Linked DNA regions of Mus musculus: region 2 is linked to region 1. The links are chromatin loops, found by intact Hi-C in ENCODE. Cell type or tissue: heart. All regions are shown on one strand. Each heading gives the region's core, and the rest is flanking DNA. Links, peaks and the distances in the headings are about the cores only. Region 1 has its middle 35 kb from the start of Gm38965. Region 2 holds the start of Lypd4 (Ly6/Plaur domain containing 4).

Region 1 (16,523 bases), core at 7,946-10,445:
AGCATGTACTAATCGTGCCGGAGGCTTGTGACATTTAGAATATCCTTCTTTGAAATCCACATTGAACCCCAAGTCAGCAGACAGAAGTCAGTGTATTCAGGAGTAAAGAGTGTCTCCTGGGTCAAGGCACCCCAGAGGAGGACCAGGGTTTGCTTGCAACCATGAACAGGAGCCACGGATTTCCTTCCTCTGCTCTTTATAGAAAACCAGAGCCCACACCCAGAGATTGACCCTGATGTTCCAAGAAGCCACTTACCAACTATTATAACTTCTTTGTCTTTGGAATTATTGCGGCCAGTCGCTGGGTTATTGACGAGGCAGGTATACAGTCCATTATTACGTATGCCGACCTGGTAGATAGATATCTCTTGTCTAGAATTCCAGGGTTTTCCATTGATATTCCAGGAATAGTGTGCTTTGGGGTGAGACACTGTTTGGCAGGAGATCCACATGCTCTTGCCTTCCTCAAAGTATTTGTTTGGGGGAAATATTTCGGGGGTATCTGGGCCATCTGGGGGAAAGAGAAAGACGTGATGCCATAAAGGACACAGAAAGATCCTGTTCTGAAGAAGGTCAGTGTGTCCCTGAGCAGGGTGACAACCTTGCCTTACAATTGTGACAGGCAGGGCTGGCCCTTGGATAAGTCATAAAGCAGTTTCCTCTGAGGGCTTCAGGTCCCTCTCTAACATTCCACAAACACACACAGAGGATTCCACTCACACCCTGTCAATTAAAAAAACTCAAACATGTGTCATGCCCTGCTTTCTGTCACTAGCACTGATCCTCAGCCCCTTTACTGTCTGTCTAAAGTCTTGGTCTGCCAGGATGTAGACCATTGGAGCAGACGGGGTGGCCAGTCTGGTTCAGGGGCAAGAGTCAGTGTCATGGACGTGTATTGGACGTGTATTGAGCTGCAGGGATAAGAGAGGAATAGAAGTTACTCACAGAAAACATCCAGAGTGAACGGGTCACTATGGAAGGCACTCAGCGGGTTCTTAGCTTCGCACTCATAGTGTCCTCTGAAATGCCTAGAGACCTTGAACAAAGTGAGAGTTGCATTACCCCGAGACAGGACGACGCGGTCGCCAATGTGAAGCTTCTTACCGTTTAGATGCCACAGGTAGGTTGTTTTCTGGAAGGGAGGTTCGCAAGTTAACTCAACAGTGTCTTGACCCTCCACAGCAGTGGTCCTGTTGCTTGTTATGGAGGGCTTGCTTAAGAGAGCTGTGTAGATAACAGAAAAGAGTGATCTCTGTGGTACTGGATACCTGGAAAGTCCTCTCCCTAATAAGGGTGTGCATCTCTCACCCGTCCACCAAGGAGGAGTGAGCCACAGACAGATACACAAGGCCCTGGGCACTCAGGCCCTCGGGTGTTGGAGAATCACTGGCTTTCTCACATGGGAGCTGAGTGGCAGAGTTTGGATGTGGACTGACCTGGGAATGGCAGCAGTAGTCCTGCCTGGCTCTCCTGCCCTCACTGCCTGACCTTAGTGATGAGTTATTTCTTCACTGGTGAAAGGAGCCAATTCAAGACAGATGAGATTATATTAAATTCAGGTTTGTTGGGAAGCTGCTCTTGGTTGAGTTCACTGGCCCCAAGGACCAATGCCAGGGAAGTCACCATGGGGAGATAGAAGTGGGGAAAGGGGAAGAGAAAGAGGGAAAGGGCGCACATGCAGGTGCAGAGAGAAAGAAGAGAGAGACCAAAATGTCTGGAGTATATGGGGAAGAACCTCTGGGGGAAGGGCAGCCCCACCCTGGGCTGGAAAGTTCAGGTTGGAGGCTGGGTATGACAGGTAGGGACTGAGGGATGCTGGGGGAACCTGGAGGCCAGGTCTGCTTTGGTGTGTAAAATACGCACCTCAGCACCTTGATGGGGCTGAAACCAAACACTTAGGTCATGGTGTGCTTGAGTCCTGTCTGCTGTGTTGCTCTCCACTGCTCAGCCTGAGGCTTGGCTTTCCCAGGCTGTCATGTTGACAAGTCAGCATGTGACATCCCATGGCCCACAGTCTATTCTAAGCCCAAGAGCAGTGATCAGAAACCACACAGAGAAGACTTGAAGCAAGACCAATATTAGCTCAGCAGTCATCCTGGATCCCAGTGTCAGAGTGAGGGGGACAGACAGGACTCAGGTAGAAAGCCTTGTTCTTGTGTCTAAGAGGAAAGTCTCTCTAGAGTGCAGTCAGCCTTAGACTAAAGTCTACAGCCCTTCAGGACTGCGTATGATTCTCCTGTCGTGAGTCCTGTGAAACGGATGGAATGACTCACAGGAAGTGTGCCTTGTCTGTGACACTAAATGTGGACAAATGACACGCCATATTTCGAAGAGTAGCTGCTCTGGAGAGTCTAGCAAAGTGGCTTGGAGCCAATAAATGCGTGCAAAATGCTTTATCCCTTTACTCTGACCCCCCTAGAAACCACAAGTCAAGCTGTGGCAAGTTCTCCCAGACGGGGCAGATTGACAGCAAAGTCCTAGACTTGAGCTGACAATAGAGACATCCTGAGAACATAGTTGTGTGTGGAGGTGGGTTAGCCCATGCCAGCACTAGATGATACCGCCCCCTCTTGAAGGTTTTAGGAAGCAGTGACATATTGAGAAGGAGCCAGGAACTCTGTGGCCTGCAGCCTGTCTCCCTGGGAATCAGTATACCGCGAATCAGTACAGACAGGAGTAATTTCTCTGTCTTGTCTGTGGCTTATGTCACACACCAGTCACAAAAGAGACCTGGGTCAGACACAGGCAGCGAGACCTTTTTGTCTAATGGCGGGACCTTTTCTGCCTTCTGTGTTCTCTACTTCTGTTCTGCAGGCATGGTCTGGCTACAGGTGTAGACAGGAAGGGAATGGGACAGTCAGCCATTAATATGGGAAGGGAGGAGAGAAGCAAGCTGTGCAGGGAACGCACAGTTGCACGTGTGATAAGAGAGGAAAGAGATGGGCAATGGACAGAGAGATCCAGGGGTCTTAGAGTGACTGCGAGGCCCCCATAGACCATAATCTGCACAGCCGCCTCAGAAGTAAGCCAGATACTCTCAACTGAGAGTCAACCTGTGAAATGGCTTCTGGGTTAGCCTTAAGAGTACATATGTGTTCACAGGAATGGGGCAGGATTGGCCTCTGGTGTGGACCAAGAATGGGTTTGTCCAGAGATCTAGACGCTATACGTGTTGCAGCATCTAACTAGCTTGCAGGTTCATTCACTCATTTGTAGCTCAGTATGTCTAGTACTACTGCTAGGCAGTTTTCTTTCCCTGGCCTTCCAAGTGCTGGGATTGAAGGCTAACGCCATCTCGCCTAGGCTCCCTCCATTCTTTGTCACAAAACTATTAGGAGTTGTCTACTCTTTGGGAGTCTGTCCTGGGCCAGTGTCTAGTGAGGAGGGAAGGGAGCACTGTTGTTTTCTTTATCCCCTAAAGGCAGTGACCCCCACCCCACCCTCCACCTCATCAATCAAAGAGATGTGCCATTTTAAGTCCAGTAAGTCAACACGTGCCTAGAGGATAGGCTTAGACATCGGCTTGATTTATGCGATTCTCTTGCAGAATTTGGAGGATTACGAAAGTGTTCTAAGGCTCAAACCAGTCTCTCTCCCAACCTTCCTGTCTATTAGGAACGCTCCACAGGCACCTCATAAGCAATCCAGTCATAGAGAAGAGGACCGTGGCTGTAGACAGACATCCCATCCTCTGACCAGCACTCAGGCCCCTGTGGCCCAGACTCAGCAACTGCATTTCCTCCTGCTTTGGCTTCCTTTCAGCAGGGTAACGGCTATGGGGATTTCTGCCTTGTCTATAGACTAGCCTCACAGTGTTCACAACCACCTGGGTGGTTACCCAGTTCTTAACCGAATCCTCCAGGCCCTGGGCCAGAGACCATGTGTAGGGCAGAGCTTCCCCTTCAAACCAGCCTGCCTTCTGCAGCATGAATGCAGGGAAGGAGTTGCTCTTGTGAAGTGCGTTTCCATCCTGTGTGTCCTACACTAAGTGCCTGAAGCCTGGTAAGGGTCATGATGCAGAGAGCATGTAGGCACTGTCCAGACAGCCTGTGTGTGTGTGTATGTAAGAGAGAGAGAGAGAGAGAGAGATAGATTGTGTGTGTATGTGTGAGAGAGACTGTGTGTGAGTGTGTATGTGTGAGACTGTGTGTGTGAGTGCATGAGTGTATGTGTAGATGCATATGTGAGTGTGTATGTGTGAACAAAAATATGTGTGTGAATATGAGTGTATTGTCAGTGTGTGTGTCTGTGAATGTGTGTGAGTAAGAGAGTGTGTGTGAGTGTGTTAGTGTGTGTAAATGTGTATGTGAGTGTGTGAGTATGAGTATGTGTGTGAGTGTGTGTGCATGAGTGTGTATGAGAATGTAATATGCGTGTGAGTAACTTGTGTTGAATGCATGCCTATGTAAGTGCATATGTGAGTGTGAGTGTGTGTGCGTGTGTGTGCGTGTGTGTGCGTGTGTGTGTGTGTGTGTGTGTGTGTGTGTGTGTGTGTAATGCAATGAGCCCCATTTAGCTATTAGAGACCAGGGAGAATCACTTACGGTACACAAAGACTTCTACAAACAATGATTTTTGGTCATCTGCAGAATGGATATTTAGGCTGTAGATTCCAGATTGCTTCAAGGTGACATTCTGTAACATCAAGGATCCATTAGGGTACAGTGTCTCTCTCCCGCTATATAGTGTTCCTTGTTTTGTTTCTTGAGATTTTAGTTCATACATTATAATTAGATCGTTGTCTATCGGCCGTTTTCCTTTGAACCAGTGATAGGCTAATAGGTTGTCAGGCAGGTTGTGAGCAAGTAGAAGGACGTTCTTCCCTTCGAGAACAGCAGGTGGCACCGACTCAATAGTGGGCTTCGCAGAGGTGGGGATGTTCCAGATGGTTAGCAGTGAGGCTGAGGGGGAGGAGAAAAACATTAATACGTGGATCCTTTATGTATAGGAAGACGGGGTCCTATGTCATGGATAGGTATCTCTGTTCAACAGGCATGTGTATGAGTGTGTGTGTGTGAGTGAGTGTGTGCATATGTATGTGAGTGTATGTGTGTGCCAGTGTGTGAATATGAGTGTGTATGTGTGTGTGAATATGTGAGTGTGTATGTGTGTGTGAGTGTATGTGTTTGTATATGTGTGTGTAAGTGTGTAAGTGTGTAAGTGTGTGAGTGTGTATGTGTGTGTATGCCCATGTATGAGTGTATGTGTGAGTCAGTGTGTGTGAGTATATGTGTGTGTGTGAATATGTGAGTGTGTGTATATGTGTTTGCAAGTGTGAGTGTATGTGTGTGAGTGTGTATGAGTATGTATGTGTTTCCCTCTGCCCCTGCCACTGTTGAGGACAGCAGCCTGACCTCTTTCCCATCAGCTTCCTGAACTTCCTGTCCTTCTCAAGTGGTTTGTCCAGTAGCACTGCCTTCCCAGGTGTCCTCGGAACCCACTGTTCCCTGTCCTCAGATGCACACTCCCATTCAGGGCATCCTGGGGAATGTATTCCTTAGCCACCCTTTCTAGTGACCCTGGATTGTGGGCAGTGGATGAGGTCTGTGTGTAAATGTGTATTGTTGGCACAAGCACAGATGGCCATGTCAAGGACCCTAAAGCCCCAGACCCATGGGAATGACAATGCCTTCCTGGGGTCAGGCTCAGTATGGCAAGATTCTTTTCTGGTCTATATATGGATGTTACGAGTGACTGGCCTTTAGCTAAAGCCAGTGCATGTAGAAACTGTCAACCACGGCTTCCTCTTGCTGGATGTGATTGTGTGAGTGTGAGTGTGTGTGAACCTGAGACTCTTCCTTCCACCGAGATTAACCAACCCGTCTCCCTCCCTGTTCTGCTGTATACAATAAACCTGTCTCTTCAACTCAGATGTACAAAGTAAGTATGCCAAGTTTCCCAGCTCCTGTTGGTACATCTCCATCAGAGCTCATGGCCCACCTGATCCCAGTTTCTCTGTACACGTGTCTATGTGTCTGTCCTTTCTTCAGGCCCTGGTCATGCCAGTCAGGTTTTCAAGACCCAGCCTTGTGGGATGCAACTTTGGGTCTCCTCTTTCTGATCTTCCCTGTGCTGTTCTGTTCATGGCTTTTGTCAAACACACTATCTAGATGCCTTTGGTGGTCTGTCTTTCTGCCTAATATCATGTCTCTGTGAGAACAGGGATTTGTTTGATCCAGCTGTTATCCCAGTGTTGATAATAGGCTCAGATACCTGTGTAGGAATGAGGGATGTTGCCATGATCCTGTATGGTGAGGGTTCAGCTTTGTAACTGTGGGCAGAGTATTTACTGGACCAGGGTTTTTTGTTTGTTTGTTTGTTTGTTTTTTGTTTTTGTTTATGTTTTTTTAAGTCCCTGCAAACATCAGGCCGGCAGGGAAATGACTTAGGTGCAGTAATAATGAAACTCAGTTCAGCACAACTTAGTTAACCAGTGCTGGGTCCAACTTCTGGAGTCTAACACTGGCTAATTTTAGCCATATTTAAGCACAGCACAATTTTGGGAAAAAAAGTATTCCTGGTGACAACTAACCCGTTTCCAAGTGTACAACGAAGCTTAAGATGTGTTTCCGTTGAGACTCTTTACATAGTGCAGATGGCTTCTTTCATAAAGATGGGTTCTTGTTGACTTAGAAGCAATGCTCAAGATAAGGGTCTCCAGAGAATGTCTGAGGTAAACACAGGAGTGACCTGTCCCTAGGATAACCCAGAGGTCACGCAGGCTGTTCTGAAGTGCAAGTGACAGCCCTCATAAGGGTGGATTTTATGAACTAAGAAGCAATGCTCAAGATTTAGGGCGGAAAGTCTGGGATACACAAATGCAACATTCTGGGGGGGGGGGTTCTGGTGAAGACCGGCCCTTGCAAGGATAGCAAAGGACCAGCAGGCTGTAAAGTACATCCTTTCCCTTCGTTCCCCGAGGAAGACAGGTCTTCATCTATCTCTGAAGAGACAAGCCTGGGTGTTTAACTTTGTTGCCTTCTCCAGTGCTTATCTGTGTGCACAAGGACTTTCATGTTCTACAACCTTGACACCTTGTGAGAATCAGTCCTGAGGATTGTATTGGTCAGGATTCTCTAGAGTCACAGAATTTATGGAATGTCTGCACCTTATTAAGGGAGTTTATTGTGATGACTTACAGCCTGTAGTCCAATTAACCCAGCAATGGGCATCTGTGAATGTGAAGTCCAAAAGTTGAATAGCTGCTCAGTCCCACTTGGCTAGTGGTTTCACTCTTGTCCCTGTATTTGTCCCTTCCCCTCATGGGCCAAGAGAAGCCTTTTGTCCCTTCCTAGAATCTTATATTCTCCAGGAGACTCCAGCCATGTAGGGAACGGAGGAAGCCCCAGGGACTGAAGTGAATGTGTGTTGTTGATATGCGTGGCCACTTCAAGGTCCCCATAACTTCAGGCTCAGGACGGCAAGTCCTTCCTCACAGGGCACTAGGTGGGAGTAGGGACACTGAATACAGAAAATGTCCACCATAGCTGTCTCCCTGACCCATGGAGTCATTTGTGCCCTGAAGACTTCTCCCTTACAGAGACTGCTCCTAGGACAGTCCAATTGTTTTCCTCAAACCCCACCTCCTCACTCAGCTGTACGCAATGACCCCTCTTCCCTGTTCAACTCTATAAAATAAACACACTGTGCTCCTGGACTCTGCCGTTTCTCCACCAGAGATCCCAGTCCACAGATCCCAGCTTTCCTGTGTGTCCGTGTGTCCACCTGTCTTTTCTTCATTCCCTCGCCACCTCAGTGTGGTCTACCCCTGGAGCTGTGCCAGATACACCTCCTGGCTGTGGCACACCCGATCTATTCGAAGTCTTCCTGCTCACTTCCAAGGTTGTTCCCCTCACCTGTAAACAGAAGCCCCTGCCAGGGGACACACATTGGGGGAAGGGCTGAGGGGGGCTCCATGATCTGTTGTCGGCTCTGTCCTCTCTCTGTGGAAAAGAGCTTGGGCTCCAGCACTGCTCCCAAACCCTGATTGATGGCCCAGCCAGGTCAGTTCTGTTGTCCGTTGTCTCTCTGAGCTGAGTTCATCCTGGGCCTGGACCTTTCAGGGTCACATGGACTAGGAACAGAGCCTGTTGTTAGGACTCCCTGTTCCCTACCCTTCCGGGGTTCTCTGCTCCCCCTTCCCTGTGCTTGTCTTCAGTTCCCCATCCCCCCCACAGACTGAAGTGGGCCCTAGTCAACCCGTCTACCCCAGTGCTGACCTCTGTTGTGTCCTCGGCCTGAGGGCTGTTTTCATCACAGAGGGAGGCCTTGGAGCCCCAGACTAAGGGTGTGTTTCCTTTTGTGACACAGAAACACAACTAGCTGTTCACCTGCCCTTCTCAGTGACGTCTAGGCTCTGGGACAGTGTGACTTACTCTCAGTAGGAAGGTGATAGGGATGGCTCTAGGGCAGACTGATGGGCTAGCTGAGTCGTGTCTGGTTGAGGAGACCAGCTCTTTATCTGGCATCAGGTTGGCCTATGGACACAAATTTAGAAAGAGAAAGGGCTTCAGGTCCTGAAAAATGCAAGAGGAGGTGAGCTGGATATTCTGGGCTGTACTGTCCTTGGTAGAAGGTCCAGAGAGGAAGGAACAACCTTCGGGGGGAACCATTCCATAAACAGCCACCAAACCCAGACACTAGGCAGATGCCAACAAGAGCCTGCTGTAGCTGTATCCTGAGAGACTCTGCCAGTGCCTGGCAAATACAGAAGTGGATGCTCACAGTCATTCATTGGACGGAGCTCAAGGTCCCCAATGAAGGAGCTAGAGAAAGGACCCAGGGAGCTGAAGGGGTCTGAAGCCCCATAGAAGGAACATCAATATGAACTAACCAGTACCCCCAGAGCTCCTTGGAACTATACCACCAAACAAAGAAAACACATGGTGGAACTTGTGGCTTTAGCTGTATATGTAGCAGAGGATGGCCTAGTCTGTCATCAATGGGAGGAGAGGTCCTTGGTCCTGTGAGGGCTCTATGCCCCAGTATAGGGGAATGCCAGGACCAGGAATGGGAGTGGTTGGGTTGGGGAGCAGGGGGAGGTGGGAGGGGATAGGGGATTTTCAGAGAAGAAACTAGGAAAGAGGATAACATTTGAAATGTAAATAAAGAAAATATCTAATAAAAAAATAAATGGAGAAAACAAAACAAAACAAAAAGGTCCATAGAGACAGTCTCTGTGTATTAGCAGAGTGTCTCCTCTCTGTCCTTGCTCAGGTGACTTTCCTGTAATCTCTCCCTATGGGTGATGCTCGAAGGTTACAGAGTGCACGGGTTCCCCCTACTGGGCATGGGAGGAACTCACCATGCTTTGTTAGGTCAAGGTATGGGCAGTAGGCTGTGTATCCATGATTGATCCAAAGCCAAGCTCCTGTCTCTGGGATTCCATTCCCTGACTGTTACTTTGTGTCTTGATATCACCCCCCAACCCCCCGCCCATGACATGAGAAGACCTGTAGAGAGACTCTCTTGTGTCCTGTATGGAAGCATCACCTGCCAATAAAAATCTGATGGCCTGTTAGCTAAGGCAGGAAATTGGAGGTGGAAGTTCTGGCAGGGAGAGAGGAACTCTGGGATAGAGTCAGCCGAGGAAGAGATTCGCCCCAACTCTGAGGAGACAGATGCATGAAGCTGAGGAGAGGTAACCAGCCACGTGGCTCATAGAACAGAACAAACAGGTTAATGAAGTCCCAAGCTAGCTGGGGAACAAGCCCAAGCTTACGCCTAGGCATTTATTTATAAATAATCAAGTCTCAGAGTTATTACTTTGGGACCAGGGGAGTGGGTGGAAAAGCCCATGGTTGTAAAATCTTGCTTCTGGCGCCAAGGGCTGCAGCAGAAATGCTGACCAGGCACCCAGGGACAGATGGGCTCTGGTCTCCAGGCTGCAAGGTTGATCATCTCGACCCTGCTCACAGTGGTGTCCCTTCACTCCTGGGCTCCAACCTGTGCAAGGTAAGTGTAAGAGACGGTGAAAGCTGTCTTGAGATTACTGGTCCAGAGCTGGAGAACTAGGAGGATGAAAGCTATCAGGGGAAGTTTGCACCTCGGAGGGTTCGAAGAAAAATCTAGGTGTGTGTCTTTTTAGGGTTGAGATGGAGGGATGTAGAGTCTTTATGTATAAAACCATATTTCCTACAAATATAGACACCTCCTTTCCTGTGTGTATCCCTCTGACCTCCTTCAGTTGTCTTATTGATCTAGCTAAGAATTCAAGCACTGTATTGAACAGGCACGGAGAGAGTGGACATCCTTGCCTTATTCCTGACACTTGGTGCCTAACTGGACGTTTCACCCACTCCTGACCAGTGTTCACAGTACTGGAAGGTACTTTGCATGCTACCAGAGGAAGGTAACCACCAGTGTCACCCAGCTACAAGCCCTGGGACCTACAGCACCAAGATACACTGGCACAACTGTGGCTCAGATGTTATGGGAGAGACCAACCTATTTATTGCATTTATGGCTCACAGCTGTAATAGTGGCCAATTAAGTACTCAAATTGATCCTGGTGGTGGTGGTGGAGCTCTTTGCTACCTGCCTCAATGTTTTGGGTTTTCAAATGAAACACACACACACACACACACACACACACACACACACACACACACACACACACTTTTACACACACAGACTTTATTTTTTGATATGTCTAAAACAGCTTAATGGTTGGGTCACTGCCTAACCTCTACATGGCTAATATACCTTTCTCCAAAATTCCCAAATCACTATTTACTACAATCTATATTCTATCTTTGCTGCCCTGGACCCAGTCAAGACAGCTCTCTTGGGGCCATTCTACCCTACTCCTACATGGCATGGCGGCTATATTCTCTGTCCTGCACCTTCTCAGGCATGGCATCTTTCCTCTCCTTTTCCTGGCATGGAAGATCTCCTTCTTCCTTCTTCTTTCTCTCTGTCCCTTGCCCAGGGAATCCTAAAACTCTTGCCTCTGTCTCTCTGAACAGACATTGGCCACTGGCAACTTTATTTTCCAATCCAAACCAATCCTGGGGACAGGATTCCCTCAGTGTCTTATGTGCAGATTCTCATGTAATTTTGGGGACTCAAATTAGAATAATGCAAGCAGCATTAGGTTAAACCCTCTGTAGGCATAAATGTATCTCAACCTACTTTAACAAGTGTTCAACCTCATCTCTAGCCCACCACCCACCAGAGGTAATGGGAAAGAAAAGTTATTAAGACATGGGGGAAGTGGACCTGTTTAGAAATAGTTCTTTGGGAGTGAGTCCAACCTTCATTGTCAAGATACCAGCAGCTCAGTCCAGTAGCAAACACCAAACACGAATCAGCAGCAGCAGTCCAGTCGTCTTGGCAGTCACCCCACATGAACTAGCACCCGTAGTTCAATCCAGAAACCACAAGGCTTGCCAACCAGCCTGAGGCTGGGAAAGCAGTAAGAAGCCACAGGAACCCCAGGAGACGTTCTTTGGTGAGTTTCTCTCTATGGCACCAGCACAAGTGGAGCTCAGCAACGCAATGTAAGGTGAATCAATACATGCATGTCATTAGCGAAGAATAGCGAGGCAGAGCAAACCAAACCAATGCTCTAGCTGCCACTGTCTGTGGGATCATAATTATATTCCTTCTGTACATCATGCATCTTTTCACGTTTGTTCTTTCACCTGTGTCTGCTTCAGGAAAACATTCTCTCTCCCATGTGTCTGCTTTAGCAAAAAAAAACAAAAAACAAAAAAACAAAACAAAAAACAAAAACAAAAACAAAAAAAACAATCCTTTCACCTATGTGCCCCCAGCAAAACATTCTTTGACAAAACTGACTTTTCAAAGAAACCAGAAGTTTCTACTTCAGTCCACTCCATTAAATAAATGGAACCTATACCTGGCCTTGTTAAACTGTCCAAGAACATGAGGCTAGTTAGGTGGGCCTAGGGGAAAACCCAATACTATTATTCTGCCAAAGGAATATAGCAATGAAGTGACTCCTAATGACATACTCCTATGCTTATAGATCAGTGCCTCACTCAACCACATCAGAGGAGCTTTTTGCAGTAGATGGGAGCTAACACAGAGACCAACAACTGGAAAATGTGCAGAGAGTGAGAGACTTTGGAGTACTGAGCCCTAAATGGGATGTTTTCATCAATCTCCTCCCCCCAGGGTCCAGGATCTGTGAGGAAGAGGAGGCCAAAAGGTTGCTAGAGCCAGGGAGGATGGATTACTCAGAGAAAGCAGTGCCTTCGAGATTCAATGCACGTACGACCTTCCAGTGGCTGTTGGCATGCACAGGTCCAAGTTGGCCAGAGTCACAGATCTAAGAAGAGGAAGTGTACACGGTGTTTCAGCCCTAACCAAGAAGCTATTTGTAATTGGTATCTGATGGCAGGGAAAATCAGTTCTCTCCCATGAAATATCACAGGGTGTACCAACCACACTGCAGGGCAGGCCCTATGCTCAGGATAATTGGCTAACACAAAATGAACTCAGCTGCATGGTTTTGCTTTGCTCTGAGCTACCCCTGCCCCAAGACAGGGTTTCTCTGTGTAGCCCTGGTTGTCCTGGAACACTCTCTGTAGACCAGGCTGTCCTCGAACTCACAGAGATCTGTCTGCTTCTGCTTCCTAAGTGTGAGATTAAAGACACGCGTCACCACCACCTGGCTTTGCTTGGGTTTTTTGTTTGTTTGTTTTGTTTTAATGTTTGTTTTTGTGGATTTTAAATTATCTTTTTGTTTCAGTTTTGTTTTGTTTGTGAACGATATTGTAGAAAATTGTAATCCTGACTCAGGGTTTCTACCCTGCTTTGGACTATTTAGTTCCCAGATAAAAGACACACACACAACCTTCATATTTACAATAAGCCTTAATCAGGACTAGAGGTGGGCAGATAACTACCCTCTGATCTATTAGAGTCTACTTTCCTATAGATAACCCCGAATCATTACTTACTGCTTACTATGTTTCATGTGGGCCGCTCTTAACTCCAGTTGGCCAGCCTTGAAGGGCCATGTTTTTATGGCTCACTAACCCATGGTAGCTTCTCCTTCTTCCTCCTGCACCTTGTTCTTCCTCCTGATTTTCCTGTGACCCCAAGTCCAGGAAACCTAAACCCCACCTACGTCTCTACTACCCAGCTATTCATTGTTGGTGTCTTTATATATCAATCAGGAATAACTTCACATAGTCACTTGGGTCTACCTGCAGACTTGGAGACCTGCACTTAGCATTATAATAGACAGCAAGAACAACCTCAACAGCGAGAGGGGAGAACAGAAAGCTGGGTCACTATGGGCATGGGAAGGATCTGGGAGAAATTGGGGGAGAGGAGATATATTGTATAAAAGTTTTTAAAATTAAATATATATATATATGTGTATATGTATATGTATACATACATATATATATATATACATATATATATATATATATGAAGAGAGAGAGTTGTACAGAGCTTGGGTTTGTGCACTTAGTCAGCTGATGAGATTTTTGTGAGGAACCTGAAGATGATCTGGGCAGGTGGCTGTGTTTATATGCCTTTCCTGAAGCCTATAAAAGAAGTTATATAACATATGTAACATGAAACGTATTTAAACTAACTCAAATATACACGTCAGTGGTATTCATTACATTAGGGTGTTGTGCTCTGTCACAGCTCTTTCTAGAATCTGTCATCCCAGCAGGCCTTCTGTTGCCATCACACAATGACATCTTATGGCTTCCCTGCTTCAGCCCCTGCAAACCTGGAATTTGCATTCCTTTTATGACTTTGTATATTCTTGATATTTTATTTATTTGTAGTTATACAATGAATTCCATTTTGTTTCTGACTTATTTAATTCAGGTGTTTTTAGATATGTTTAAGTTGCAAACTGCATCTGAACTTTGTCTTTTCTTTTCTTTTTTAAAGATTTATTTACTTTGTTTATGTGAGTCACTGTCACTGTCTTCAGACACACCGGAAGAGGTCATTAGATCCCATGATGGATGTTGTGAGCCCTATGTGGTTGCTGGGAATTGAACTCAGGACCTTTGGAAGGGCAGTCAGTGCTCTTAACCACTGAGCTATCTCTTTAGCCTGAACTTTGTCTGTTTTAAAAAATTTATTCTTCTCTCATACAGGACATCCTGACCATAGTTTCCCCTTTCTCCTCTCCTCCCAGTCCCCTCCTTACCTCTCCTCTCCCTCAGACACGTTCCTCCTCCATTTCCCTTCAGAAAAGAGCAGGCTTCCCAGGGATATCAACCAAACACAGCGTAACAAGCTACAGTAACACTGGCCACAGACTCTAATATCAGGGCTGAGCAAGGCAACCCAGTAGGAGGAAAAGGGCCCCAGAGTAGGCAAATGAGTCAGAGACCCCTCCACTTCCACTGTGAGGAGTCCCACAGGAACACCAAGCTACACAACCATAAGATATATGCAGAGGACCTAGCTCAGACCCATGCAGGCTCCCTGATTGTCAGTTCAGTCTCTGTGAGCCCTGGTTAGCTGATACTGTGGGCTATGTTCTCACAGTCTCCTCAACCCCTCCTGTCTCCTACAATCCTCCCTCCCCCACGTCGTCAAGATCTCCCTCCCTCTCTCTCTCTCCCTCTCCATGCATAGAGAGTACTTTGATGAACTCCCCTCCTGTAGTACCCCCATCCTTCCTCGGTTTACCCGCCTTAGCCCTCTATGTCTCTGTGAGTGCCCCTCACTCTCATTTCCTTCCCACCCTCTATGCTATGCTCTGTACATAAGAGAGAACTTTCGAGACTTGTCTAAGTGCGGCTTATTTTGCTTAACATGATGTGCTCTAGTTTCATCCACTTCTCTGATGACTCAATTTCCATCTTTTTGGCTGAATGATACCCCACTGTGAATATATTCCACATTTTCACTTAAAAATGACCTATTTACGATTCAGTTGATTGATTGATTAATCAGTTATGGGCACATACGTGTGCACATGCATGCATGTGCGTGTGCGTGCGTGTCTGTACATCTAGATCCCAGCGCCTTACAGATGCTGGAGAAGCTCTGTACTACTGGATTATATTCACAGTCCTCATCATTTAATATTCACAGTCCTTATCATTTAATATTCACAGTCCTCATCATTTAAGTATTTTCGGACTGACTGGGGAGTCTGGCTTTGTTGTTCAGCATGGCCTCTCCCCTCAGCTCTTGGGCAGCAGAAATGACAGATATCACATCACCACGCCTGGTTGCAAGTGCATTTGGGGAAATGAGTGCATTGTATGCTAATCTCCCTGAATAGGTTGTAAAATATTTCCCTTGCTACCAAGCTCGAGTACTCTAGCAGCTAATTCTACCCCTAAATTTGAATTCCCAGCATCGCTAATTACGCCTGTCTACTCATGGATTGCATTTAAATGGCATTTAAGTAGTGTTTCTTTGTATCTGGCTTGTTTTGAATGATAGATTTTTCAGAGTCCAGTTTAAAAAACAGACTGGATTTTTGCTTCTGTTGCTTGGGATGGCCTGGAAAGAACAGATTCATTTGATCCCAGTGGCGTTGTCCATTTGATTCCCGTGGAGACAGGAATATACCTCAACATAATAGGCCATATACAGCATGCCTGAGGCCAGCAGCATGCTATGTGGAAGAAGCATTCACTAAAATCAGGACAAGACAAGGATATCCACATTCTCCGCTTCTGTTCAATCTAGTGCTTGAAGTCCCGGCCCGAGCAATAAGACAACAGAAGGTCATAAAAGGGATACAAATAGGAAAGGAGGAAGTCAAAGCATTCTCATTTGCAGATGTTATATCCCTTAAAGACTACAGAAACCTGACAGCTGACAAACCGGTTAAGCAAAATAGTAGCAAAACATGTGTGTCTGTGTATCTGTGTGTGTTTATCTACATACATTATATATATGCATATATATAAACCATGCACACACACATATATATACATTATATATATGCATATATATAAACCATGCACACACACACATATATATACATTATATATATGCATATATATAAATCATGCACACACACATATATATACATTATATATATGCATATATATAAACCATGCACACACACATATATATACATTATATATATGCATATATATAAACCATGCACACACACACATATATACACATTATATATATGCATATATATATAAACCATGCACACAGACACACACAGACACACACACACACACACAAGCACACAACTTTAAAACACTGAAGGAAGTAATGGACAAAGACACCAGGAGATGGGAAGACGTACCATTGGGGTCCAGTCACTCTCATCTCGTGCAATGCGTCCGATTGGGCGGCAACCTCTCACCCCGAGGTCTGCAGAGGGGAAAGAGCAGCAGAGCTCTTCATCTGAGCTGGTGCTGCTCGCCATCTTAGATCTCACAGAACTAGTGACTTCCGGCATTTCCACTGTGGAGGCTTATAAAGTGGACCCACTTTAGCACTGCAATTCCCCCCAGCCTTAAAATCCCCTCAACATCAAATCAAGGGATACCAGGCATCTCCAGCTCTTTTTCAGACAAGTGCTTCAGCTAGCTAGT
Region 2 (16,523 bases), core at 8,514-11,013, 50 kb before region 1:
CCCAATGTGCAGAGAGACAGAGGAACCTGGACTGGGTCGGAGAGGTGGGCCAACAGGCTGGAATCCTCTTCCCCCAGGAGGAGCTGAAGGCACACAGGAAGGGTCAGGTCCAGGTCAAATCCAGTCCACTGACCCCTCACTCCTCCAGTATCCCACTGACCTAACCCACCCTGCTGTGTTCTTACTCTCTGCTGGTGTGCCTGCCTCCAGTCTTGCTTTCTCTAGTCCCTCCACCAAAGCTACCATGCTCTGTCTAGCTCAGACCGTTCCCCAGATCCCCTTTGTACAGCTGCTGTTCCAGACGCGCATGCCACATCTATAATCAGAAGCCTTCCAGCCTCACCTCTCCTGGGTCCAGCAGATCCTCTAGGGCGGTGGTTCTCAACCTTCCCAATGCTGCAACCCTTTAATACAGTTCCTCATGTTGTGGTGCCCCCCCCCCACCATAAAAATGTTACTATTTCATAACTTGTAATTTTACTACTGTTATGAATTGTGATGCAAATCTGTTTTCCCCATGGTCTTAGGTGACCCCTGTGAAAGGATCATTTGATCCCCAAAGGGGTTTTGGCCCCACAGGTTGAGAACTACTGCTCTAGACCAGGACAGCATCGGACAGGGCCTTCTCAGCCTTCATCTCTGCCCCACTGAGCTCTCCTTCCTCACATGTCTTCTAGTCTTGCCACTGAGCCTTGTGAGGCTTTCCAGGCTCCCCAGCCAGAATAGAAGCTCCTGGAAAACAGTTATCAGTCCCCCTAGCCTAGACCCTGGTCACTTCACTCCCTTCCAGGCTTGAGCAGGAAGCTGGGGTCTGGAGTCCAGCCTCTGCAGTGTTTTATTATATGCCAGCCCCTGAAAGTCTCCTCCTTCCCAGGGACTCATTTTCCTGAAGTCAAGGCACTGGACATTTGTCATTCAGAACAAAACTGGTAAGTAGTGACTCTCAGAACAACGTTCAACTGCAGTCTCAGAGGCCTGGCTGAGAAACTCTGGGGCCCTGACCTGAGGGAATTCAACTAGTATCTGTCCCATTTTTGGTTAGTCCCTGCTTGTTCTAATGGCTACCATTTCCCAACCAAACTTATCTCATTCTCTCTTCTCAGGAAGGTTACCTGGTGGGCCACAGGGGTGGAGCAGAGAGATCCAGGCAGGGTTAGGGGGGACAGATGGGGTCAGGCGGGGAGCCTGGGATGAGTCTTTCAGACCTACAAGGGCCTCAGCTGCCTCCCGCTGCAGCTGCCGCTCCGAGGGGCCAGATGTCCAGGCCAGGCAGGAGGCTCCAGGGGCCTGCAAAGGACAGGGAGAGGAGCACACTGGGAATCTCACTCCCCTCCAACCTGTAAGTACTTCCTTCCTTTAATCCCCATGTTTCCCTTCTACAAATTCAACTTCCTCCCAGGCTCCTGGATGCCACTTCTCCCCCAGACCTGTGGCTGTAGCAGAAGAGAGTCTGGGGTGCCACAGGACTGGAGTATCAGAGTTGAACATCTGGAAAAAGGAGAGAGAGAGACACACACAGGCAGTGGTGGACATTCTGATCTGGGAACTGGAGAACTTTGTGGACTTGGGTAAGTCTTGTTCTCTATCTTGGCCATTTCACTTTCTATAAAATGAGAATCTCTGTGAGTGTCCCCTCTGAGGCTACTGTGACGGTTATAGGGAGGGAGTCACTGATGGTAGTGTCTCAGAAGCAGAAAGGATGACCAGTGGGACTGGAACTGCTGTCTGTCCCACCAGCTGCTCTAATGGCCTCTGGTCTATACCTGTGCCTTACCACCGTGGCTTTCCATGTCACCAGACAACCCTACCCTATTGTACCTGTTTCAGAAGCATGAACTGCTTGTTCAAGATCAGGCCAGTGTTAGGTGTTGTTAATTATTATAATGACCCGAGATGAGTTTCATCTAGGAATTACTGATATTTAGAACAGGCTCTGAGAGGTGCACAGTCTCAGCAAAGCCTCAGTTATCAAACAGAAGACGCCTGCCTGCCTGCCTGCCTGCCTGCCTGCCTGCCTGCCTGCTACCCTTCCTAGAGATGAATCGGAAGCCCTGACCTGCTGGCTCTACCTGCCAAGCTCCAGGATTACAGGTGTGCACCAGCACACGTGGCCTGAAACTTTTCCTTCTATATTAGCTGTTAAGGTCTGCAGTACAAAGATAAACTCAAAATGAACACATTTCCTTTTGTGTTCCTACTTACGTGTGAGGCAGGTTAGGGGGTCCTTGGGGCTCCCCAGAAAGTGGAGCCGTCAGTACTGAGCGAGATCCTGGGCAGGTCGGGAGGGTCCCATGAGTGGGCAGCCGGAGAGAGGTGCCAGGGTCAAAGCCTAAGGAGACAAAAGAACACAGCATGTACAGGGCTCAGGGTCACACGACTGTGCTCGCTTCACCCACCCATGTCTCTTTTCTCTCCCCTTTCTGGTACAGTGGCAACTTAGCATTCAAATATCTGTTGAATAAAAGGTGAATTATCGTCTTTGTGTTTTTAAAATTCATTTTACATCCTGATCACAGCACCCTCCCTCCTTACTTCCAGTCCCACCCTTACAAACTCTTTCCCCCATTGTCCCCTCTTTTTCTTCTCAGAGAAGGTGAGTCCCCTTGGGTACCCTCCATATCCTCGGGTGTCTAGTCCCAGCAGGTCTATGCACATCCTCTCTCACTGAGGCCCACCAGGTAGTCTAAGTAGAGGGAAGGGGATTCAATAGCAGGCAGCAGAGTCAGAGACAACCCCCACTCCACTTGTTAGGGAACCCACATGAAAACCAAGCTGCATATTTGCTACACATGTGTAGGGGTCTAGGTACAGCTCCTGCATGCTCCCCGGTTGGTGGCCAGGTCAGTTAACTTCTTACCAGGAAAAGGATGTAGAGGGACAGCAGGTTCTTGGCACAGCAAGCGGCATACCACTGGAGGTGGCATTGAGAGGCCTGGGGGCAGCCAGTGTCCAGGGCCCCAAGGCCCAGGAGGCACTGGAGTCCAGGGCAAAGGCAAGGCTTCCGGGGGGCGGCTGAGCAGCAGTGGCCCATAGTTCTCCTGCAAGGGTAGAGGGCAAGGCTGAAGTGAGCATGCTCTGGGATGAGGGTGGGACATGCAACTGTGGGCGGCTCTTAAGTCCCTTTTTAGTTCACCCACATTGCAAGTCAGGGCTGCAGCTGGAACCCAGGGAGCACAGAGGAAACAGTTGGGGCTAGAGCCAGGCTAGGAGCCACTCTCTCAGACTCAGGTCTCTTACCTTCCCAGGGGGTGTCAGTACCAGTGGGACTGCTCCATGGGGACTCTGAGGCTGGGGTGCTATGTTCTCTTTTCCAGCTGTGAGGAACCAGGGAGAGATCCAGTGAGCCCATTTCCTGACTCCTTTCCTACTCCAATTTCAGCTAAGGTCTCATCTCACTCTGGCTTCTTTATTCTTTTGTTCATGAGGCCCAGGCTGGTTTTGGACTCCTGCTTCTGCGTCCACATACTACCACAGCCAGGCCTGTTCTGATGTTTGCTTCTCCTGTGTAGCCCTCCTCCAGACAGGGGTCTAGCTTGGTTGGCTTCCAGTTCACCTTCTGTCTGCAGAGCTGGGATTATGGACATGCCCACCACACCCTACTCTTCTCTTTCTTTAAAAACATGTATTACTGTGTTTGGGCGCCATGGTGTGCACATGGAGGCCAAGGGCAACTGTGGGGAGTCAGTTCTGCCCTTCTTTCTGTAGGCTCCGAGGATCAAGCTCAGGTCACTAGGTTTGCACAGCAAGTACCTCTACCCGGACCCACTCACTGTTGCCCTCCCCTCTCATTTTCTCTCTTCAGCTGTCACTGTGTCCCTTGCCTACATTTTAAGGTGAGCTTTTGCTTATTCATGTGTATGAGTGTTTTGCCTCCATATATGTATGTCTGTGCACCACATGTCTGCAGTGCTTAGAGTGATGTGGTTGTGAGCTACCTTGTGAGACAGCACTCTTGACTGATGGCCCATCTCTCCAGTCCCCTTGAGCACATTTTGTTTTGTTTTTCAAGACAGTGTTTCTCTGTGTAGCCCTGGCTGTCCTGAAGCTGGGATTTTAGACCAGTCTGGCCTTAAACTCAGAGATCTGCCTGCCTCTGCCTCCTGAGTGGTAAGAGTAAAGGCTTTCATCACCCCTGCCCAGCTCTTGAACACATTTATAGTTGGAGAATGTGAGGCTCAGAGAAAGAGAACAGAAACACTGGGCCCAAGTTGGTACTAATTTCGTTTCAGGACAGTGATGCTTGCTTGCCCTTATCCTCCTGCATCCAGATCCCTGTCCCACTCCTAACCAGAGACACTCACAAGGGATCCCTGGCCGAATGGCTCCCTTCTTGACACGGAGGGGAGCTTTCAGAGGGGTTGCCCCTTTCATCAGTCCCTGAGCCAGGTGCCTTTTCAGCTGTGCCTCCTGCTGCCTGCGCAAGGCCACTTGGGCAGCCATGACCCTCCGACGTTCCCTAAGAGAGGGGTGTTGCTAGTCCAAGTCAGCCTTTTGGAGGAGAGTCCCCCTCCCCCTGAACCGTAAACTCACAGGATGAGGACACATTTGTGACACTCGCAAGCCTGAAAGAGGCAGAGGCGCTTGTGTCCCTTGAGATGGGCTGTGACCCCATGGTTGCGACAGCGGGCACAGGTTGGAGAGCGACTGACTGGTCTCCTGGGAATAAGCTCTGTACTCTGGGGCACTCTGGCCTCGTCGGCTGGGGAAGAGTCAGCAGAACAGTGGTGGAGAGCAGCCGTTTCACTGGGGTCCATGGATCTAAGGGGCAGGAGTGGTGGGTCGGGACAGTTACATTGGCTCTGTCCTACCCAGCCCTTCTGCTTTTGTGAAGCCACATCTGTGGCCATCCATCTGGGCCCACTCAGGACCCAGCTTTCATCTTGGCTTCTCTTCTCTTCACTCCACAACCTTTCTCATCGACCCTCTTTTCTTTCTTAAGTATTCATTCGACACTAAGATCCTTCACTTTTGCTCACCTGCACGCTTTGCCATGCTCGGGTATATATACGCTCACCCTCCCAGAGCCCTCAAGCACGCTCACACTCTGGTCTACAAACAGGGCTTTCAGGCATCCTCTTCAGCAGCTGTCATCATCTCCTTGCACTATCCGGTCCTTACAAACATTGTTATGTGGCCCCTCAGTTCTAAGTCCCACGTGAGCTATCCGATTCAATCCACTCTTTCTCTGCTCTCACTGTGACTCTGGGGGGGGGTGTGTGCTTTAACAGCGTGTAAGCATTACTGGAGGAGCCTAGTGGCCGACGTTAGATGTGTCTCCTCCACTGCTCTCCAGTTTAGCTAGACTGGCTGGCCGATGAGCTTCAGAGATCCACCTGTTTCAGCTCCTCACCCCTAGTGGGATCACAGACAGACGTCACTGCACCCACCTTTTAATGTGGGGGTCTGAGCTCAGGTACTCACAGATGTGGTCAAGGTGCTGCTTTATCCACTGAGCCCCCTTGATTTTTTTAAAAAATTAATTACTTTTGGAGACAAGATCTCACTATTATGTGTGTATGTATCCCTGGCTGGCCTGGAATGTTCTATGAAGACCTGGTTGGACTCAAACTGGTAGACATTCATCTGCTCTGCTTCTGGGTTAAAGGTGTCTGTCACCAAAGTCCGGCTTTTGTTTTTGTACTCTATAGTAACAATATTATCCCCAAGAGATTTTCTATAGGGCTGGAGAGATGGCTCTGTGGTTAAGAGCACTGGCTGTTCTTCCAGAGGTCCTGAGTTCAATTCCCAGCAGCCACATGGTGGCTCACAACCATCTGTAATAGAGTCCGATGCCCTCTTCTGGTGTGTCTGTTATTTATACTATAATAAATATTTAAAAAGAAAGAGTGATTTTCTATCCCATTTTCACGAGGGGATTTGCCTTTTAAAAAATGGACATTGAACCTAAAGCCTTATAAACACATGCTAGCCAAATGCTCCTCACTGAGCTACCTCCCTAGTCTCCCTAGCCTCCCCACTTTTTTTTTTTTTTGAGACAAGGTCTTGCTAAGTGGTCCCGGATGGCCTTGAACTTGCTATCCTCCTCCCTCAGCCTCCTGGAAAACTGAGATTACATTATTGGCCTATACCACCTGCTTGCTAGATATTTTATTCAGACTCCATTAGTTTAACAAATATTTACTAAACCACGCATGCTAGCTGAGATCTGTAATCCCGACAGGAGTGTAAGGCAGGGATATTGTTGTGAGTTCTAGGCCAGTTTGGGCAATTGACTATCTTTACAAAAAAAAAAAAAAAGAAAGAAAGAAAAGAAAAGAAAAGAAAAGAAAAGAAAAGAAAAGAAAAGAAAAGAAAAGAAAAGAAAGCCGGGCAGTGGTGGCGCACGCCTTTAATCCCAGCACTTGGGAGGCAGAGGCAGGCGGATTTCTGAGTTCGAGGCCAGCCTGGTCTACAGAGTGAGTTCCAGGACGGCCAGGGCTACACAGAGAAACCCTGTCTCGATCCCCCCTCCCAAATCAACAACAACAAAACCTGACTGAGTGTGGTGGCAGACTCTTAAGAGTACAGGTTTGTGGGGTAGAGGCAGGAGGATCAGTAGTTTTTGGGCTACATGAGACCCTGTCATAGATACAAAACAAACAAACAAACAAACAAACAAACAAAGATCCCCCTTCCCAAATGGCTACTGAGTCCCTGCTAAGTGCGGAGTCCTGATGTAGGCCAAAGGTGTTCTCAGGACGCCACTTTCTTGTACCCAGCTGCATGGGCGTCTTGACAATCCATGTAGCCACTGCAGCCTGAGGCGCTTACGCCCCTATACCCCGTGTTAATAGCATGCACTGCCCCTTCCCAAGCAAGCATTACTTGGGTGCCCCCCTTCCAGCAGTCATCCATCACCCCCAAACGCTGGGCCTGCGGCCCCTCCCGCCCCAGGGTCCCAGGGAGGGGGCTGGGCACGAGGACCGCGCTCAGGAGGTGGGGGTGGGGGGTAGAGCTGAGCAGCGCGAGGGGGCAACAAGGGGAGGCCATGGTGGGGACCCAGCTCAGGAGAGGCGGGGCAAGGAGGGGCGGTATGATGTTCATGCCGCCAGCGGGTGGTTACCACAGCCTCGAGCCGAATCACAGTCAGCCAGGAGAAGGCCCAGAGAAAAGGGCGACACAGTGGCGAAGAGGAACGGCCGGCTCGAGCGGCTTTTCCCGCTCGCTCCTTCACACAAGGACCAATGAGCTCCAAGCACAGCGCTTCGGCGGCGCCGCGCAGCCAATAGGGTTTGCAATCGTCCCCCGATGGCCCGCCCCTTTCTTGCCTACCCGCTTCTCCGCGGCAACAATCACGCCAGCCAATAGCGCGTCGAGTTGAGTCTCACACACGTTGCCTTCCTCCTTTACCTCACCAGACTGTTCTTCACTTTGCAAGCAGGCAGCCAATGGGGCGTCGAATGACCTCAGCCAGAGCGAGGCTGGCCCTGCCCCACCCTGCCCCCCCACCGCAGGAACCGTGGTCCTGAGGCGTTGACTCAGACCCACTGCGCTTGCGCCTGCGCATAACCTGGGCTCCGCGCTTAGGCCTCCTTCGGCTCCCCCTCCATGCCTGGTGTTTAGGGCAGGCTTTTTAGCCTGCCTTTTGCCACGCACATCTGGGTTACAGCACCCGGGTGTCTGTGGCATTCCTGGCTAAAGAAGGTGGCAGAAGTGACTTCCAGCTGGACTACTGCTATACAGAGGATGTGTCCTGGAGCTGGAAAGGTGCTTTCTGCCCAGCCTGGGGTGTTGGGATTGCTTAATGGTGGGTTGAACAGAGGCTGAGTTTACATCGGGAGGAGGGAGCTCAAAAGAAGTGAACGCTTAAGCGGTTGGCCTTCTGGTACTCGTCTGAATAATCTTATTATTATTCACAATGACCCGGAGGGATGAATAGCCCTACGTTTTTTGTTTTTTTTTGTGAATGAAGAAGAGATTGACAAAGTGCCCGAGATTTCCCAGCTAATTGAACTCGGACTTGGAGATTACAAGTTTGGTTTAGCTTGGAGAGCGCTGAGCCTGGCAACGTTGTAGCCCCTCCCACGCGGTTTCAATTATTTCGCCATCCTGTGCATCTCCATTCCCGTAGGCAGTCGTCCTAAGGTGGTTAGTTGTGTGTCTTCTGATTTTGTGTGTGACCTCTAGAGATGTATAGCGTCTTGAATACACGAGAATTTTGTGGATGTGGTCATGTCTTATTTAATGACAGCACTGTGCTTTTCGTGGTTAACCCACGTGCATGTGTACATCTATACTTTTTAAAAATTGTTACTATTTCATGTGCTTTGGTGTGAGCTGTTGGATCCCTGGAACTGGAGTTAAAGAAAGTTGTGAGCTCTTTGTGTAGGTGCTGGGAATTGAACCTGGGACTTCTGGAAGAGCAATCAGTGCTCTTAATCGCTGGGCCACTAATCAGGCTGGCCTCAAACTAAAAGTTTCACCTGCCCCTGACTCCGGAGTGCTGGAACTAAAGGCCTTTGCCACCACTGCCCGGCGGCTGCATGTGTACATCAATTGCTTCTGTGGTGTGCTGTTCTGTGGTGTGTGCCTCCCTGCAGGTTGTGCACTCCCTTAGTTTTAAGAGGGGTGAACCTCTTACCTGTCACATCACACAACGATGTCTCCTCATGTATTGGAGGGTGAAGATTTTTATTATAGTTATCTAGTGGGTATTTATAAACCGAATTTGACTATTGTAAAACTTCTCCCTGCACTAGGCTTCAGGCACTGCTGGGAACTCCCAATTCCTCTTTTCCCAGGGGTCCCATCCACTCTTCCCTCAATCACTCCACAAACAACAGTGTACAGAAGTGTCTTTATTACCTCAAGTCTGCCAACAGTCGCCCCTTTCCAGCTCACTGATTGCTGTCAGCCTGTGAGTTGTATAATGATACAGTTCGCAAGATAATTGCATTTCCCAGGCTATGGTTAGACTTGAGCACCTCCTCAAAAGCCCAGTCTTGACTCTTTGAGAGGATAGTTTGTTTCTTCATGGGCTTAGCCGAACTTCCCTCTCTTTTTCTTGGTGATGTATAGAAGAGCCTTCGTTTTGTCAGTTTAAAGTAATACATATTTTCTTATGCAATTTGCTTTGAATACGATTGTATGTTTTGTGTAGTTTTTGTTGTTTTGTTTATGTTTGACACAGGGAAGGCTGGGCTAGCCTTGAACGTGTTATGGAGTTCAAGGTGATCTTTAGCTTCTGGTTCTCCAGTCTCCCCCTTACAAGTGTTGGGGTTATAGGCATATACCATCATGTTATATTATCATGAAATCGATGGCGTAATACTGTAACTAGACCATATTTAGTTTCCTGCAGATTTTATCTGCATCTTTGTCCGCGAGTGATGTGTATTATGGTTGTTATTTTCTTCAGTTCCAAATACTTTAATTTCCTTACTCAAAAGAGGGGATTTAAAAATATGTCTGTATCTACTCTCTCCCGGGCTTTTTATATTTGAGACAGGGCCTGATGCAGTGAATTTGTTCGTTTGGTCTGGCTGGCCTTAAATGTAGGTCAGCCTCCTGTGTGCTGGGGCTGCAGGTGTGCAAGTGTGATCTACCATGCTTGGTTCACATTAAAGTGCTAATTCTCAATTTGCTGTTCTGATTTCATTGGGTTTGGCTGGAGAACAGCCTGTGTAATGGTGGGTCTTTGGATCAGCACCATGGCCAGGGGGAGGACCTAGGCAGGAGAGTGATGAGAGGTGTCCTTTGGAAAGCAGATGATGCTGGGTATGAAGAGGAAGGGGAGACCACAGAGATGGGAAACCTGTGTCATTGAAGGTCTCAAGGGAGCCCATACTACAGCAGCTGACACAGTCAATTTTCTTCCTTAGAAACAGTGACCCACAGGGAAGTGGACAGAGGATTCAGGGATTGACAAGAGCCAAACTTGAGATTCCATCTGAAACTGGCTCCAGAGTGACGTGTCACATCCAGGACCCTGACACGGAACCATGATACTGCAGGCCTGGAGATCTCTGCAGCTGCTGTACCTCTTAGAAGCCATCTCTTTACTGCCTTGTATGTCCTGCAGGGCTGGGTGCTATAAGGCCACACATGGGAGGCTGTGCTATGTTCTGGTGGAAAGCAGGCTGAATATCTGCTCCCCTCAGGGCTCAGGCTTTCTGTGTGCTGAGGTTAAGATGGTGACGTGGAAAGCCATGATGGGTCATTGGTCCCAGCACTTGGGAGGCAGAGGCAGGTGGTTCTCTGAGTTCGAGGCCAGCCTGGTCTATAGAATAAGTTCCAGGACATCCAGGGGAGCACAGAGAAACCCTGTCTTGAAAAAACAAAAACAAAAACAAAAATAAAAATAGAAAACAACCTCCCCCCCACCCTGTCAAACCCTAAAGAACCAACACACAAAAAGAGAAGGTGGTGTGGGAGACAGATGACTGGAAGAATATTGTGTCTTTAGGTACTGAAGCTCTTCTGTGCTATGAGGCGACAGCATCAGCCTTCAGAGCCGTGTCCTTGCATAACTGGAAGTGGCTTCTGTTGAGGAGCATGGTGTGCAATCAGAGAGAGGGCTGCGAGGAGACCGTAGTGTTCATCGAGACGGGTGATCCTTCTGTTCATTCTCCTGCTCTCCTGCCTGCCTTCTTAGTCCCAACACCTAGGACTAGGATTACACACACACACACACACACACACACACACACACACACACACACACACACACACAAATATACAGTGGGATTATAACACACATATATTGGAATTATTTTTTTTAATTTTTTAAAAAGATTTATTTATTTATTATATGTAAGTACACTGTAGATGTCTTCAGACACCCCAGAAGAGGGCGTCAGATCTCATTAGGGGTGGTTGTGTGCCACCATGTGGTTGCTGGGATTTGAACTCAGGACCTTTGGAAGAGCAGTCGGTGCTCTTAACCACTGAGCCATCTCTCCAGCCCCCTATATTGGGATTATACACACAGATGTTGGGTTTATACACACACACACACACACACACACACACACACACACACACACACACACACATTGGGATTATACACACACTGGGATTATACACACACACATACTCACATTGGGACTATAAACATGCATATATTGGAATTATCTACACACACACTGGGATTGTACACACACACACATACACACTGGGATTATCTACACACACACTGGGATTGTACACACACACACACATACACACTGGGATTATCTACACACACACTGGGATTATATATACACACTGGGACTACACACAGAGAGATTATACACACAAACGTGTACAAATTGATCATAAAAGCATAGTGCTGATCATTTTAGATAGTAACATTACCACACGCACACAATAAAAATGTGTGACTGTGAAACACTTTATGTGTCTCAATGGCACACCAAGTCAAAGGGGACATCAGTTACTTAAGAGTGACTGCTTAGGAGGACAGTAAGTGGGGGAGAGTGAGGACTAGGGATTACTGGCAAGAACGGGGTAGGTCTCAGATAATTGTCATGTAGGATGGAAGTGGACAGGTCCCTGGGGGGCAGGGACAACCTGTGGAAGAGGGAAGGACAAAGCAGACACAGGAGCAAGAGCAGCAAAGACCAGAAGGCAGAATGGCCTGGCTTCACAACCCCATACAGCACAGTCTGCAGATACGGGAAGATGGAAGCTGGCCTTGGGACCTGGGGAGTTCAGGGAAAATAGGGGCTAGGAAGGGGAGCAGCCTGAGTGGGGCTGGGTCAGCGGCAGTAACCTCTCGCTCTTCTGCTCCTCAGGGACCAGTAAGGGAGTCCTGAGTTTCAAAGGCTGCAGCTCCGCCTTTTCTTACCCTCCACAAATCTCCTACCTCGTGTCTCCGCCCGGAGTGTCCATTGCCTCCTACAGCCGCGTCTGCAGGTCCTATCTCTGCAACAACCTAACCAACCTGGAGCCTTTTGTGAGACTCAAGGCCAGTCAACCCATGTCCACACTACCTTCTGCCAAAAGCTGTCCAAGCTGCGTGGGCAAGCACGACCAGGAATGTCTTCCAAGCTTTGTCACCACAGAGAATTGCCCCTTTGCTGCTTCCTCATGTTACAGTTCCACCTTAAAATTTCAAGCAGGTGAGAGCAGATGAACGTTTGTCAAGTGACTGTCTGTGGGCAGTGCACAGTCTCCAGGGCCTTTGTTCCACCCTGGAGACTGGTGAGATCAGGAGGTAAGATTGGAGTACAGGAGGCTAGACACATAAGTTCCAAGTCAGACCAGGTATGGTTCCTGGAATCCAAATCTCTGGTGGGAGAGCAGGTGTCCTGGTTGGTGAAGGGCTGGCCTCTGGGAAGAGAGCAGGACTCTTGATTCTTGAAGCTATCCATCCCTGATCCTTCTTTTCCTTCCTTGTAGGGAATCTCAATACCACCTTCCTCATCATGGGCTGTGCTCGTGACTCACACAAGCTTTTAGCAGATTTTCAGCACATTGGGAGCATCCGAGTGACTGAGGTCATCAATGTCCTAGATAAGTCCGAGGCTGTCAGTGCAGGGCACTGCAGTCAAGGTATCTCTTGGAGTGTTCTCTTATGCCTTCTTATACTCCTCAGAGATTGACCACCCAGCAGGACTGGAAAAATATCAGACCCTCCCCTTGCATAATCAAATAAAGCCTCGGATTTCTCCTCCTGCTCTGTCCTGTGGTCTGTGAGAGTGCAGAGGGGCCCTGAATGTACAGGGAGTGGAGCAGAGGAGCAAAAGAATCCAAGAAAGCTGGGTTCCTAGGTCGCTGCTGTTTTCTGCTCAGAAGCCAGTACTGAGGGGACAAGAGTCGGGGGGAAGAAAGCAGTGTAAGGGCTGGCAGCGTGGAAGGAGAAAGGCACACTGTCCTCAGAGCTCGGTCTTGTGGAACTCGGGTCTAGAGAGATGCTTTGGAAGGGAGGGAAGGCAGGGAGGCTGCTTGCTGATCAGTCCTTCTCATCTAGGCCCCGCCCCCTTCTTTGGAAAATCACCACTTTGACCAGCTAGCTACCATCTTTCCTCTCTCTTCCTTTTCTTCTTCAGCTCTCTGAGTCTTCTTCCTTCCTCTGGCTCTAGCTCCACCCCACACAGCTTTCCTTTTTCTCCTTCCCTCTCTTTCTTTCCCCTTGAGCTGGGGATTTAAGGCAGTTCTGACTCAGACAAGTCAATCGGTCTCTCACTGTGTAATTTCCTAGGCCCCTCTCAGTTCCTGCAGTTAGATGGACATGTTTCTTTCCAGTGGAATCTCACAACACTTTATGTATGTTTGTGTTATTTGATGCACAGAACTAAAAAAATAAGGCAGAAACACATACATGCACACACACACACACACACACACACACACCTCACACACACACACACACACCTCACACACACACACACACACACACACACCTCACACACACACACACACACACACACACACACACCTCACACACACACACACACACACACACACACACACACCTCACACACACACACACACACACACACACACCTCACACACACACACACACACACACCTCACACACACACACACCTCACACACACACACACACACACACACACCTCACACACACACACACACACACACACACCTCACACACACACACACACACACACACACACCTCACACACACACACACACACACACACACACACACACACACACACCTCACACACACACACACACACACACACACCTCACACACACACCTCACACACACACACACACACACACACACACCTCACACACACACCTCACACACACACACACACACACACACACACACACACCTCACACACACACACACACACACACACACACCTCACACACACACACACACCTCACACACACACCTCACACACACACACACACACACACACACACACCTCACACACACACACACACACACACACACACCTCACACACACACACACCTCACACACACACACACACACCTCACACACACACACACACACACACACACACCTCACACACACACACACACACACACACCTCACACACACACACACACACACACACACACACACACACACACACACACACACTTCCTTTTCTGAGGAAGGGTGGTATAGTTTAGATAGGATCTGTCCCTGACACGTTCACTCATTGAATACTTGGCCCCTACTTGGTGACATTATTTTGGCAGGTTGTGGTGACTTCAGGAAGTGAGGCCTTGCTGGAAGGTGTGGATTAGCACTGGTCTTTGAGGGTGTTTTGTCCATGGTTTCTTCTTCCTTTCTGTTTCCTGACTTCCATGAGCTGAGAGAGGTTCTGCTACTTCATGGCCCTGCCACCGCGATGATCATGAGCACACGGGGCCAAGAGACCATGGAGCATTCCCTCCAAAACCTTGAGCAAAGCCATTTCTCCTCCCTTACCTGACTTCTGCAGATGCTCTGGGGGCAAAGATGATGAGTGTGACCTACAAAGGAAAACTAAGAACTTGCTGTCCTTGAGGGTGGTTAAAGGAACTCTCCAAATGGTGATGGAAGAAAACAGGGACTCAGAAGGAAGAATGGAAGTTGACATGATGAAATGCCCAGGAGTTTAATCATGCCCTTTTTTTTTTTTTTTTTTTTGCCACAAGGTGTTTTTATTTTCATCAATCATACAAATAATTTTCTATAATATCCCAGGGCAAACCGGTGAAATTTGGCAGTCCGATTAGTGGAGGGGTCCCCTTCAGAGACCCGCGGGCCGGTGGCATCGGCTCGGAGTGCCCGGGTTTCACAGTGCAGCTTGTGGCTCGCGTCCATCTTGCAGGTGGCTCTTCCTCCACATCATGAGGGGGTCTTGGAGATGATGGGGCGGGGTGGGGTGGGGTGGGGAAATCTTCCTAGGCTTTTAGGAGATTTCACTCCTCTTTTCCTGTTCAATGGTCTCTTTGGTCGGCAGAGTGTTCTTCTCCTGCGTCTCGGTTTTCTTCAGCTTGGCCTTATCAAAGCTGGCGATTTCCCCCATGTCCGGCTTGTCTGCCATTTTCTTACAACTCGTGGATTCTCCTTCCGAGCTCGCGCTCCAGGTGCTCCCACTCTCGTTGCTGCAGCAAGAGACCTAATCATGCCCTTGATGGTAAAATATAAAAAGGAGTGTACATAGGGGAAAATTCTCAAGGCAGTTCTATTTGTGAACATTTTTTTTCTGTCTCTGTCTCTCTCTGTCTCTCTCTGTCTCTGTCTCTCTCTTTCCCTCTCTTTCTCTCTCTCCCTCTCTTCCCCTTCTTCCCTCCCCCTTCCTCCTTCTTTTCCTCTCCTCCCTTCCTCCTTCCCTTCCTTCCTTTTTTCCTTCTTTATGTTTTTTAAACCTTAGGCCAAACCATTTATTGATAGCAAAAGCCTTGGCAGCTGTGAGCCACACAAGGGATAAAGCAGTGCGGGAGGCAATAGAGGGCTCGTGGCAGGGGTGCCATCACCCTGCGAACATTGTGAGCTTAAGACCATTACTGGCAAACAGTGTAAATAAATAATGCTGGCAGGCAGGCAGGCATAGATAAGAAGAATGGAGCAAGGCAGCCACTTCAGAGAGCCATCAGGGACATGAAGACATGGGATACAGAGAATATTGTTCACAGGGACACAGGGCACATGGGACCATGGAGACACACAGAGACAAATGGGGAGGAGCAGTAGGTAACATAAGACATGCTTAGGTGACACATTGCACAACAAGGCTGGAATTCTGGGCTCCTCCGGAGACCACCCAGGAGGCTTCCTATACCATTCAGGTCCGGGGCTTGTAGCAACACACTGAGGCAGGATTGGGTAGAAGTCCTTACAGCCAAGTAGGTAACCTTGTGCCTTCAGGGTCCTTGTCATAGACATGACTGCCCACTCCCTCCAGTCCAAAGAGTATTCTATAACTGGGCTCTGGCAGTGGGGCTGGCTCCCACTGGGGTCAGAGTCTTGGAGCAGCACTCATGGCCCAGGTGGGGCTGGGGCTGGTCCTTGTCCAGGTCACCTCAGAAAAATGGTGAAGCGCACACCATTTGGGTGCATCGAGGACACATGTTGGGCTCTCTGGTGAACACAGAGAGACTGGAGGTTTTGTTGGGACTCTGTGTGTGTGTGTGTGTGTGTGTGTGTGTGTGTGTGTGTGTGTGTACTGCTGGCCTCCTCATCCTTCCTTTGGAGCACTGGGATGATCTGAAAGCCCTAGGTCAGAGGCATCTCATAGAGATGGATACTGGCACCTCTGATAGTCATGTCAAACAGAATGGCATAGCAGGGCATGTGGCAGAGGGCTCCTCATTTTCCTCAGTGTGGTCTCCAGGGAGTGTTTACAATAGAGACAGAACTTGTGCCCGTTCTTGCCCTTCTTGGTGGTGTGCCACACTTTTGACACTTGGCACACTTGGTGGCAATGGTCAGCGGGTCCAATCAACCAGTCCCTCTACCTGCCCTGGCTTTGAGCCCATTAGCATTTTCTTATGCTTTTTAAACTTAACGATATTACTTGGTTATACTTCATAGAAGTAATCTATTTCAAACGTCTGACTGGTGATTAATATATCTACAGGAGTGCACAGTTAAAACACTTTTAATCAA

Evidence for each region. Hi-C counts contacts between places; a loop is a spot of excess contacts. Peaks named below come from ENCODE experiments on the same cell type or tissue, not always from the same donor. Only the 100,000 strongest peaks of a DNase experiment are listed, where the experiment ranks them.
Region 2: it touches region 1 in a loop (2.1-fold over the local background); 3 of 42 quality-filtered maps call a loop at or near these places.

What each region holds. Positions count from the first base shown.
Region 1 is chr7:24,810,452-24,826,974 of GRCm38, reverse strand. It overlaps the pseudogene Gm5893. Among named protein-coding and RNA genes, the nearest start is that of Gm38965, 35 kb to the left of the region's middle. In heart, for the core only: a CTCF peak has its summit at 9,281 (motif pointing left); no DNase peak of the experiment used is centred there.
Region 2 is chr7:24,860,713-24,877,235 of GRCm38, reverse strand. It overlaps Lypd4 (Ly6/Plaur domain containing 4), which reads left to right and starts at 7,545. Exons shown (of 5, transcript NM_182785.3): 1 at 7,545-7,707; 2 at 9,822-10,008; 3 at 10,406-10,549; 4 at 11,736-12,062; 5 at 12,343-12,616. The coding sequence starts at 9,942. The coding sequence ends at 12,545. It overlaps Dmrtc2 (doublesex and mab-3 related transcription factor like family C2), which reads right to left and starts at 7,179. Exons shown (of 9, transcript NM_027732.2): 1 at 7,064-7,179; 2 at 4,531-4,758; 3 at 4,302-4,456; 4 at 3,238-3,314; 5 at 2,858-3,038; 6 at 2,203-2,329; 7 at 1,428-1,488; 8 at 1,113-1,287; 9 at 1-83. The coding sequence starts at 4,754. Gm38966 (a long non-coding RNA gene) reads left to right here and starts at 549. Exons shown (of 3, transcript XR_003946614.1): 1 at 549-929; 2 at 1,400-1,568; 3 at 1,926-2,472. It also overlaps the pseudogene Gm18207 and the pseudogene Gm9844. In heart, for the core only: no CTCF peak of the experiment used is centred there; no DNase peak of the experiment used is centred there; H3K27me3 peaks cover 380 bases.